Regions from separate parts of the Homo sapiens genome. Here regions 1 and 3 are each linked to region 2. Evidence: chromatin contacts called from ENCODE Hi-C or POLR2A ChIA-PET data. All regions are on one chromosome and are shown on one strand. Each heading gives the region's core, a stretch centred on a gene start or an enhancer-like site at or near the end of the contact. The rest is flanking DNA. Distances are from core to core; before and after follow the strand shown. Region 1 overlaps RPS6KA2 (ribosomal protein S6 kinase A2). Region 2 has its middle 110 kb from the start of RPS6KA2. Region 3 overlaps RPS6KA2 (ribosomal protein S6 kinase A2).

What was found. A loop is a pair of places that touch in the nucleus more often than their neighbours do. ChIA-PET counts read pairs that join two places held with the same protein, here RNA polymerase II (POLR2A). Pooled maps may share reads with other maps.
Region 1: a loop to region 2 is called in a map of endothelial cell of umbilical vein, with 5 times the contacts of the local background. The contact joins two enhancer-like sites. A Hi-C loop is called at or near these places in 2 of 168 maps with a recorded cell type or tissue (PC-3 and endothelial cell of umbilical vein) and 3 of 50 pooled maps. POLR2A ChIA-PET finds 5 or more read pairs at or near these places in 3 of 52 experiments (MCF 10A, activated CD4-positive, alpha-beta T cell and activated T-cell).
Region 3: a loop to region 2 is called in a map of endothelial cell of umbilical vein, with 4 times the contacts of the local background. The contact joins two enhancer-like sites. A Hi-C loop is called at or near these places in 2 of 168 maps with a recorded cell type or tissue (aorta and endothelial cell of umbilical vein) and 2 of 50 pooled maps. POLR2A ChIA-PET finds 5 or more read pairs at or near these places in 1 of 52 experiments (Panc1).

The regions. Positions count from the first base shown.
Region 1 is chr6:166,555,476-166,559,014 of GRCh38, forward strand. The region is part of intron 1 of RPS6KA2 (ribosomal protein S6 kinase A2); the gene reads right to left. Among named protein-coding and RNA genes, the nearest start is that of RAMACL, 29 kb to the right of the region's middle. Within about 2 kb of position 1,561, at least 20 of the 41 ENCODE cell types and tissues checked have a DNase peak (open chromatin) inside an H3K27ac peak, as active enhancers do; they include PC-3 and endothelial cell of umbilical vein, where a contact is called at or near this core.
Region 2 is chr6:166,735,537-166,738,809 of GRCh38, forward strand. It overlaps a transcript of RPS6KA2 not described here. Among named protein-coding and RNA genes, the nearest start is that of RPS6KA2, 110 kb to the left of the region's middle. RefSeq lists an enhancer at 696-1,895. Within about 2 kb of position 1,260, at least 3 of the 41 ENCODE cell types and tissues checked have a DNase peak (open chromatin) inside an H3K27ac peak, as active enhancers do; they include PC-3 and endothelial cell of umbilical vein, where a contact is called at or near this core.
Region 3 is chr6:166,487,817-166,491,402 of GRCh38, forward strand. RPS6KA2 (ribosomal protein S6 kinase A2) reads right to left here. Exons shown (of 21, transcript NM_021135.6): 9 at 2,855-2,925; 10 at 1,017-1,105. Among named protein-coding and RNA genes, the nearest start is that of MIR1913, 20 kb to the right of the region's middle. RefSeq lists an enhancer at 1,846-2,346. Within about 2 kb of position 2,140, at least 19 of the 41 ENCODE cell types and tissues checked have a DNase peak (open chromatin) inside an H3K27ac peak, as active enhancers do; they include endothelial cell of umbilical vein, where a contact is called at or near this core.

The DNA.
Region 1 (3,539 bases), core at 311-2,810, 180 kb before region 2:
ACGAAGTCACCCTGTACTCTTCCACAAATCAACAATCTCCACGCTGCAGCCACTCCAAAAGCCACAATCCTGAGCCCAAATTCCTCGGGGAGGTGGATTTGAGGTTTTCTCCCATCGCCTCGTTCAGGGATGCTACGATTGAGCCTCTTTCTCTGCTGCAACCCAGTATCTCGGTGTACTGACTCCTGTGTGCATCGGGCAAAGAACCTATTACGCTTACATTTCCCAGTCACCTTTCATGTTTGAGGTTTCATCATTCTGAAAGGTGACACAGAATCATCATGGAACAAGAGCATCCTTCTCCCTACCCAGATAGGTCCTTCATCTGGGCGTCATCAGAGAGGTGGGCTGCTGTCACCTCACTTATAGGTAAAAATATACTTTAGGCAGACTGTGGGGAAAAGGAAGGAGACTAGAGGATGCTGCTCTAGGAAGGATGGCCCAGGGTGGAGGTGATGGGGAATCCTAGAGTGACAGTTGCTAAGTGGGGTATCTGGGGGAAAACAGTTGGGGCAGTGAGCTCAGGACTGGAGTGAAAGGGCCACGGCTAGAAGCCCTGGGGTAAGAAGATGCAATTTCTGATTATTTCTCCTGTAATCCAGGGGTTATCCATATGCACTTATCTGGAGCTGGTCTTTGGGGAGCAGTGAATAGCCTGTTCCTGGACCCTCTTTCTCTCTTCTGCAAAGTCCTGGATGGGCAGGAAATCAGGTGGCTCTCTCCTGTGCAAGAGTCCTTGTTCCAGGCCCTACCTGTTGGGGTTCTCTGCTCGGGTTCAGACAGAGCCTCACCCACTGGGTGCAAATTCACTCACACCAACTCCTCAGCTCCACAGGCGACTGACTGTAGATGTTACTACATTTTCATTTTTCTTGGCTTGTAAGTCCCTAATGACTTTTCCCCCTACTACCTGACATGTTAGAAATGGTCATTCCCATAGCCACTGAAAGATACCCATGTTAATCTCCACCTCTGAGTCAACTGGCCTTGTAAGCACACTAACCCTTCATCACAGAAGAAAGTGAATTATGTGAGTGGGTTGTGGTTGGGAACCACTTACTCCTGAGAAGACAGCAGAATCCCACCACTAACCTATAGGAATGAAGATGACCAAGTCATGCTGGAATAGACTCAAGAGTACAGAGGTGGGCAACTGGCACACCCAAAGGAACACAGGACATAATACAAACCTTCCTTTCCCACCACAATAATAAAACCCCAAAGAGAATGTAATGTTACTGTTTCTCTGTGGAGCAGAATCCCTCTGAGTCCAGCTGTCTGAATCGGGCGTCGTTATTCTAGGTAGGCCACCCACAGCCTTCCAGTAAGCTCCACCAGAAACCCAAACAAAACACAACAAAAAAAACTTGTCAGGGCAGTCTTTGTAAAAGTACAATCCCCTAATGAACATTTTCTATTGTTTCACCCAGGCAGATTTAGAAGCCCGCTAGAGGCTGGTATGCTGGGCGTGGACTCAGTGTGTAGCTGGTGTCCAGTGTTCTGGCCAAGTCCACGAGTTCTCAGGCAAGTGCCAAGAAACCTGCATGCCAGCAACCAGACCACGGGGCATTAGCCGGGGCTGACTCATCACATCCCGCCTCGCCAAACACGTTTTCTCTTCCTGTTACCCAGTGCCAAGTGGCTGTGCTGAACAAGAGGGCACAAAGTAGAACATGCCCTCCCCCTCTCTGCTAAGTTCCTCCCTGATCTACGGCAGGCAGTTCCCACCCAGCCAACAGGCAGAGGCAGCTGCAGCCTGAGTGCGCAGAGGGTAGCTCCTGCCGGGGTGAGGACCGTGGGCGCGGAGCATGCTTCCCAAGAACAGCCCGCAGGGAAGACGCCCAAAACCTAAATCGACATAAACACGGTCCTGGCCACCACGTCCCCCACAGACTCAATGGTCAGGTGGCCGGGGTCACTCTGAAAATGAACTGTTCTCCCACTGAGCTGTGCCTCAACCCAAATTAACCTGAAGTTCTGTTTACAGGGATTGAGAGAAATGAATGGATTGAATTATGCTAATATCTTCCCTTCCCATAATCCTAATTGAGTGATATGGTCTGGCCTTAGAGTTTCTCTGGCACCTTTGTCAAATGACAGAAAAATCAGCTTTTGTGTTTTTGTGTCTGTTATTAAAAAATGTTTTAATGAAGTATTATACCACATAATAGATATATAGAAAAGTCCAGGCAACTTACAGAAATAATACAGATAAATTACAAGAAAGTTGTTATTCCCAGGCAAATATCCAGAGTTCAAAATGAAACTCGAAATCCTTCTAGTCTCTATATACAGACTTTCCTCACTCTGTGAACCCTCACTATCCTAATATTTTCCATAACAACTTGCAAAACATTTTAGCCCCAGTTCACCATCCAAATAGAAAGCCTGTTACACCAGTGTATGTCAGGGTTCTTCAGAAAAACAAAACCAGTAGGTGATATGTGTGTATGTGTGTGGGTGTGGGTGTGTATAGAGATGTATATGTATATACAGAGGGGTGTGTGTGTGTGTGTATATATGTATGTGTATATATAGGTGTGTATGTATGTGTATATATAGGTGTGTATGTATGTGTCTATAGATTTGTATGTGTATATATATAGGGGTGTGTACATATATATGTATGTATATATAAAGATGTGTATGTGTGTATTACATCTATGTATGTGGGGAGAGAGAGAGAGAGAGAGAGAATGAATCAGCCCCCACACATATAGAAGCTGACGAGTCCCAAGGTCTCCAGTTAGCAGGCTAGAGACCCAGGAAGAACTGATGTTTTAGTTCAAGTCCAAAGGCAGGAAAACACCAATGTCACAGCTCAAGCTGTCAGGCAGGAGGCGTCCCTCTTCCTTGGGACAGGGCCAGCCCCTTTGCTCTGTTCAGACTTTGGCTGGTGGAGGAGGCCTACCCGTATCTAGGGGGCAACTGCCTCACTCAGTCCAGTGACTCAGATGTTAAAACCATCCACAAACACCCTCACAGACATACCCAGAATAAGGGTTAACTAAATATCTGTGCATGTGTGGCCAAGTTGACACATGACATTAATCTGCATCCCAAGCAGTGTGTGCCCAGGGCAACACTCAAGGCTGGGCTGGGGCAGGGGGAGGGTGAGAGGCAAGCGGTGTCTCAGCCATTCTCCAACAGGATGGCGACCATAAGTGGGGCGGTAAATGTGCTTATAACATCACTGTTGGTGGCCCCATGCTGTTAACGGAAAAGGTTTTCCAGGAAAGTGGCAAACCGTGAGAAGTAGTGAGGGATCCGAGAGGCCTAATAAAGCCCACACCGTGGAGAAAGTCTACAGTCACGGAGCATCACAAGTGCTGGCTGGACACGTGAACCCATGATGACACACAAGCTCTGACATCCTTGCTATGAAGGTAAATTCAGTCTTGAGGAAACATTTGGTGTTTCAAGTGCTTTATGTGAGGCAGAAATTCTTGAAAGATTATATTGGAGTTTCAGAGTTTTTGTGTATTTGTGTATTTTGTGGTTTTGTGCTTTTGAGTGGGTTGAGCTAGGAAAATGTAATT
Region 2 (3,273 bases), core at 10-2,509:
AATCAGTGGGAGTCCTAAGCTTGTTTTCCCGCAACTAAACGGTCTCATGTGGGGGTGATGGGAGATGGTGACAGATCATCGGGCATTAGATTCTCAGGAGCATGCAACCTAGATCCCTCGTGTGCACAGTTCACAATAGGGTTCAAGTTCCTATGAGAATCTAATGCTGCTGCTGACCTGATAGGAGGCAGAGCTCAGGCGATAATGCAACTGATGGGAAGCAGCTGTCAATACAGATGAAGCTTCGCTCACTCACCTGCCACTCACCTCCTGCTGTGTGGCCTAGTTCCTAACAGGACATGGTCTGTGGCCGAGGGGTTGAGGACTCCTGATTTAGGAAAACACTACAACAGACAGCTCTGAAAAGCTTCGTAAGAAAGAGGCAGCACACTGGGTGATTTATAGGTACAAATATGATCCAACTGAATAATGTACTCATTGTTAAAAATAGGTGTAGGTTCCCAAGTGATAAAGACCATGGTAAAATTTCTGGAACAGTCAGACCCCTCGACCAATGCAGAACAGCTGATTTTCTAGTTATTTATCACCTAAGTAAGGCTGAACATATACAAGTAAGTTGGACATAAAATCTACTTGTGTGATATTATCTGTTTCAACATCAGAAAATTATTGGGGCTTACAGAGCTGAGGACATTTGGACTTTATGTCTTACATGACAGAGTTGAAGTTATTTGTCTCAAAGTATATTCAATCCACTGGGTCATTTTGTTCTGCTCTTTCTTGGATGCTACTTCAAAGCAGTGATCTCCACTGAGATTTTCTCAAGAGTCCCGTGGCATCATTCTGTACAGCAGGGGCACACCGTAACTGTGTGTTGCCTGAAGACTATTCTCAGGTGATTTTCACATTAACCCTTTACTTCTGCCACCTTGCTATTTGCCACTTAGTGTCATTAACAGATTGGATTCCATAATGCTCCCCATGTCCTTTTCTTCCTATTCCTTTTGATTTCTCCAGTAAAATATATCCAAACTCAATGGAAGGTCACAAAATATCAAGATTCCATGTCTTAGGGAAAGTGAAGATCATTCCATTTTTTTTCCTGGCAACAAAAAACCCACTCCAAAGTGTGCAAAACTCTAAGATACCATCCACAGTTCATCCTGTCCAGACAGCGGGCCTGCATCCATGAGGCTGGCCGAGGGTCGCCACCCACCCCGCCCTGAAAGCTCTATGGCCTGTGTCAGTGTATCAGGAAGTGAGCTCTCCTCTCAGCTGGAAGCAGGAAGACCAGAGAGGCTGACTAATGATGGGAATTTCAGAGGGAGCCCGAGAAGCCTTTCTCTTCCAGTTGTAAAGTTCATGAATCACCATCCAGCTGCCAGTCATGATGGCAAGAGGAAATGAAAACAGAATATCTCCTAGCAGAATTGACAAAATGGGAAAATCCCTGAAGACATGTACTCCCAGAACCATAACCGATGCAGGGGGTGGGGAGGGAGGGGCTGGGAGGGGAGAAAAGGGGGCAGGAAGGGAAAGAGAGCGGCAAAGCGCATGGAGCCTACGCTTTTTTACAGACGCAAAAAGATAGATGCACATTCTTTGTCAACTGTCACAAACGAGGTCCTTGATTTTCAATTTCCTGCAATCCTGGCTAAGAGACACAATTTTTAAGACATTCCTCATCAGTTGCCAAATATTGATTATTCTCTGTTTAGTCTACAATGAACCAGATCACACTTGTAATATTATTTAGAAGCAAATAAATCTGCAAGGCTATTGGCGTCTCTCCCTAATAAATCGTGTGGCTGCCATGACCCTTCACCCCAGCGGCAGCCTGGTGTGATAATTGGTAGGTAACCAGTTTGCTTTTCACTCTAAAAAGTGCTTAATTGTCTCCCTTAGATTTGTAGGCATGCATAGCCAGACACCTCGAGAAATGACGCACGCCTTACTCATTTATAATCAGCATCAAGCAGACAGTGAAAAATCTATAAATTAGAGATAAGCATCACACTCCAGAGGCATTAAAGAGAATTCTAAACGTCTCCTTTGCAAATTGTTCAATTAAAAACAGAATGAGCTTTTTCACAGGAAACTACTACTGACTCCTTTTAAGCTTCTAAGACATTCACTGAGGGGCCCCTCCCAGCTTTCCAGGCTAACGTCCGGATAATCCCCCCAGGTACCTGGGCCATGGATCTAACTCCTGTGATGCTATAAAGGACTCTGGTGACGGTTCTGAACTTGACAAATGCCGTACCCAAAATAGTATATTCCCTGTTTAGACGAACTCTAAATTAAACTCAAATCCCTTTGGTTATTTTTAAATCTGTATTAGTTATTTTCTCATAAACAGAAATAACTTTGATTATGAAACGAAGCTATTTCTCATTGTGAAAGAAATAAAACATACAGAAAAGTATACAAAGTAAAATAAAAATGTCATGCCATCGCTCAGAGAGAATCCTTTTAATATTGTTTACATCCTCCTAGAATTTATATGCATTCATACCATATTGTATTCATTTTTAAATTAAAGTACTATTTTTGCTATATTACTGTCCCATGACCTGCCTTTTGCATTTAGTACATGTGGATATTTCTTCCCTATCAATGAACATATTGAATGCTAGTATTTTATTGTTAAATATTCCAATCCTGTATGAATGTACACATAGGTTATCTCCAGTTCATTATTATTATTTTAAATAAAATGACAGAAAGAGTAATTATAACTCAAACAGTCCTGAAAGCCACTGTTTTGGAGGAAGTCCTCCAACATTTGGAAACCCATCCAGTGAATTCCCCAGTTGGTTACCCAGTGGTCTGGAAGGCAGCAGGGAGGTGGCTGGGAAGTGGGGCTTTGAAGGAAGGCCTCGGGGGGATGGTCCAGGGAGAAGAAAAGGGTCTAAGGCCAAGAGCAGAGACCCTACAGCAGGAAGGCCAAGGTGGACCCTCAAAACAGAGGAATTCATCACAAGGACAAGGACCGAGAATCAGGCAGGCAGCCCCAGCTGACACTCACAAGGAGATTGCACAGTACCTTGGAGGCAGGCACTGCCTTTCAAGCCCGGCGTGTGTAACTGTCTTACTAGGTTGACTCATTTAACTGTCCCCATGGCCCTGGACATGTTACCAGTATTGTTCCCATTTTACATGGGAAGAAAGAGAATATGGCTTTAAATAAAAACGACGTCACTGGATACCATGACGTCTGCCAGGAAGACAGCAAACTTTCACATAGAACTGGAAAGATATCAATCCACGGAGTTGCAAAAGAAAAGTATTAATAGAGAAATGCTTGAGTCC
Region 3 (3,586 bases), core at 890-3,389, 250 kb before region 2:
TTATACTTCAATTATCTCACATTGTGAAATATGACTGTGGAGTAGGAAGGTACTTTTGATTAGCTTCACTTTCAATCACTGAAGGATTGCAAATGAATGCAAAAGTTCCCTGCAATGGAAGCTGATGTGGGGAAGAAGTTAAATGGGTCCTTCTTTCTTTGGGGTTAAGGCATGCAGAGAGGAAAATCTAGTATTTTTTCCGAAATGAAGTATTTCCTGATTTAACTTTTGCCTTCCCCTCTGGTATGTCTTCTATCTATGAGGTTAGAGTTTAAAAAAAAACAGAATTTAATGTGTTCCTTTCGTTTTCTTGTTAAAATAACCTGAAACACCCTGCTCCAGTTGCTGTCTAAACCGTAAACACCCTGCTCTAGTTGCTGTCTAAACCGGAAACACCCTGCTCTTGCTGCTGTCTGAACCGAAAACACCCTGCTCCAGTTGCTGTCTAAACCGGAAACACCCTGCTCCTGCTGCTGTCTGAACCGGAAACACCCTGCTCCTGCTGCTGTCTGACTCTGAGACAACACGGCCGCGCCAACTCGCTAAGACCGGCCCAGCCCACGGAGTAATCCTCAATACGCTGTCACATACACGAAAAGAAAATCAATCAGTAGTTAAAGTAGATCCTGATTTTAATAGATGTGGAGGTTTCTCAATTTAGGGAGAATTAAATTAGAAGCAGCTTTTCAACGGTTCTGTCCTTAGCTTAGAGACTTTCAAAACTCAGGGAAGTCAGATTGGTTGAAGGATACTACCATTTTGGGTAAAACCAGTGGCTTTTAGAAAACAGCTTATGGTATTTTGGCAGCAACTATGTGTTTTAGAAGCTGTGAAGGGGCCTTTTTTCCTGGAGCTCAGATGGCACTGGTACTATTTCAACCTCTAGGTGAGGTCTGTTTTCAGTGACCTTGGTTGGCATTGGGCCGGAGCAGGAGGGTGGCCCTCCACATCTCCACTGTAGCTTGCGGGGCAGCGCCCTGCACGTTCCCGTGGTGGGGTGTCCCGGGGAATCTTACCCAGCCGGTTGCAGGGGTTCCGTTTGAAGAGAGCTCGCAGCAAACTCTGTGCCTCCCCACTGAGGAACTGCGGCATCCCCAGCTTGGCTCTGAAAAACAAGATCCTATTTTAGGATCTATTTTAGGAGAACAAGGACAAGCTATAAAGAGGGCCCCAGTCAGCATTCAGAGACCTCAATCGCAGTCACCCAGAGCAGCCCGTGCTCTACCACGTGGGTCTTAGGACCCTTTTATGCTTTAAAAGTTACTGAGGACACCAAAGAGCTTATGTTTATGTGGGTTACAGCTGTGATATTTACCACAGTAGAAAGTAAAGTGAGAAATTTGTATAATTTCCATTTCCTAATTCACTTTAATAAATTTTTATTAATAAACATTATTTAATAATAAAATCATTAAAAAACAATAACACTCCCATTAACACAAATAACATTGTTAATGGAAATTATCTATGTTTTCTCAAACATACATATAAAAAAGTCTTTAGTGGCATTGTTCTGCACTTGGGTGCGTCTCTTCCTGGCTCATAGGAGACAGCTGGACCCTGTGCTCGGTCTGTTGCGATGCTATGAAGAAAACCTGCGAGAGGAGGACCTGCAAACCCCGGGAGGGTCTCAGGACCACCGGAGTCCTCAGAGCACACTGAGAACCCCACGCGCAGAGCCTAGTGCTCCCTCCAGAAATTCTCCATCCCTCCCAAGTGGAATGCCCTGAGGCCACACCCGTGACTTGCTGTCAGGGATTATTCCAGCTTTAGCAAAAGTAAAGAACATGTCCTCCCTTAAAATTCAAACAATGAGAATCACTGCAAAGGTCCTGACTTGCAGCTCTCAGTGTCTGCTGCAATTCAAGGTCCCTTGATGGAGGAAAAGGCTGATTAAATAAAAAGACACTCCTTAGCTTGACAAAAGGGTCCTCACAATGGGGCTTCCTTCACTCCCCTCTCTCCTTCCATCTACATAAGGACCGAGCTTACAAAAGCTGAGCTGGTGGTGTTTTAGGTGATTCTCAATTTTATAAAAGTTATGTGTCCATTTGCAAGCAGAGTTGGCAAGAGCAGCTCATGAGGACAAACAGCTTTATGACTCCTCCACCGAGTGGCCTCACTTAGGAAGGAACTGATTAGGGGCTCCCAGCCTCTCTGTTTCCTGCCCTCCTGCTGTCTGCTCTGGGACAGTGATAGTCAGTGGTGTCTGCTCACATTTAGGATGCTATGGCAAGGTGGTATGGGGATCAGGCTTCTTCCTACAGTCCAAGAGCAAAACCTTGGCTTAGTAAATGATTTTTCATGAGAATTAAGCAGAAAATGGTTTGTATCCAGTCACATGGTAAAACGATACCGAGTCCTGCCAAGGTCAACCAGGAGTGCTATATGAATGGGGTCAGCAGGTGGGGAGGGAAAGGAGACCCCTGCTCCTGTGATCTCTCCGGACAAGGCCCTGGAGGCCTTGTGTCTTTTTCCGTCTATCCTTTACTTCTGGGAGGTCACCAACCATCACGCTTGAAAACCAGCCACTACACATTCTAAGTGACTTACTGATGGAAAACTATCTATGGTAGAAGAGTTCATCAGAACCACTCAGCAGGATGAGACAAACCAGCAACTGCTCCCTTGACCCACTGTCATTAGAATGCCCAGCACCCTATTACCACTGCTACTGGCGGACGAGCGCTACCATTTTGTGTAAAACCAGTGACTTTTAGAAAACAGCTTACAATACTTTGGCACTGTAAGCCTAGCAATGTAATTAAAACTTCACAGTTCCAGGTTCAGAGGCAGCAGCTCTTGATATCAGAAGGTGCTCGCAGGTCTCTGGGGTGGCTCCCACACTACTCACTTGAGGATGAGAGCCATGGTCTCCTTCCTGTCCTTCCCCTGGAACGGCAGGGACCCCGTGAGCATCTCAAACTGCAGAGCAACACAGAGCACAGTGAGTTCATTCATCCAGATGGACCCGGCTTCACGGCAGAGTACCCCAGCAGGGCAGCCTGCTACCGTGTCCATTTCCTCATGCAAAATCTCCATCAGTCAATTGTAGCCACTGGCCTACGTGCTTGGGGTACAACAGTGACTAAAACTGCCTCGCAGAGCTTGCCATTTGGTGGGTGAGACGGGTAAATGACAGATGTGGTAGATAATCACACTCTGTGGCAGGCCAGCAGGCCCCGAGTACGACAGAGAAAAGAGGCAGAGCAGGGTCCTGTGGTCAGGCAGTTTGGACGAACACATCTTACACGCGGTTTAGGAACCTGTCCTGCCCTGGCAGGTGTTGTGGAAGGGATGAGCTAGGAGGAGGAGGAGGAGAACAGCTAGCTCATGTTGAACACCCATGCATGCCTGGATGGTGGGGGCTAGAGTGCTTCCAGCATGAGATAGACCTGACCACAGCCATTAGCCTCTGACGAGGACAATATGGCACAGCAACCTCTCAGATACAGCTGCCGCACCCTACATCCTTATTTTGTTATTACTGGACACCTGCCAGGACGGAACTTGAGATAAGGAGGGGATGGAGCACAGCCTTGTCTGAGCATGGGTTTCTTTCTTGCACCAACTCCCCCGGGCACAT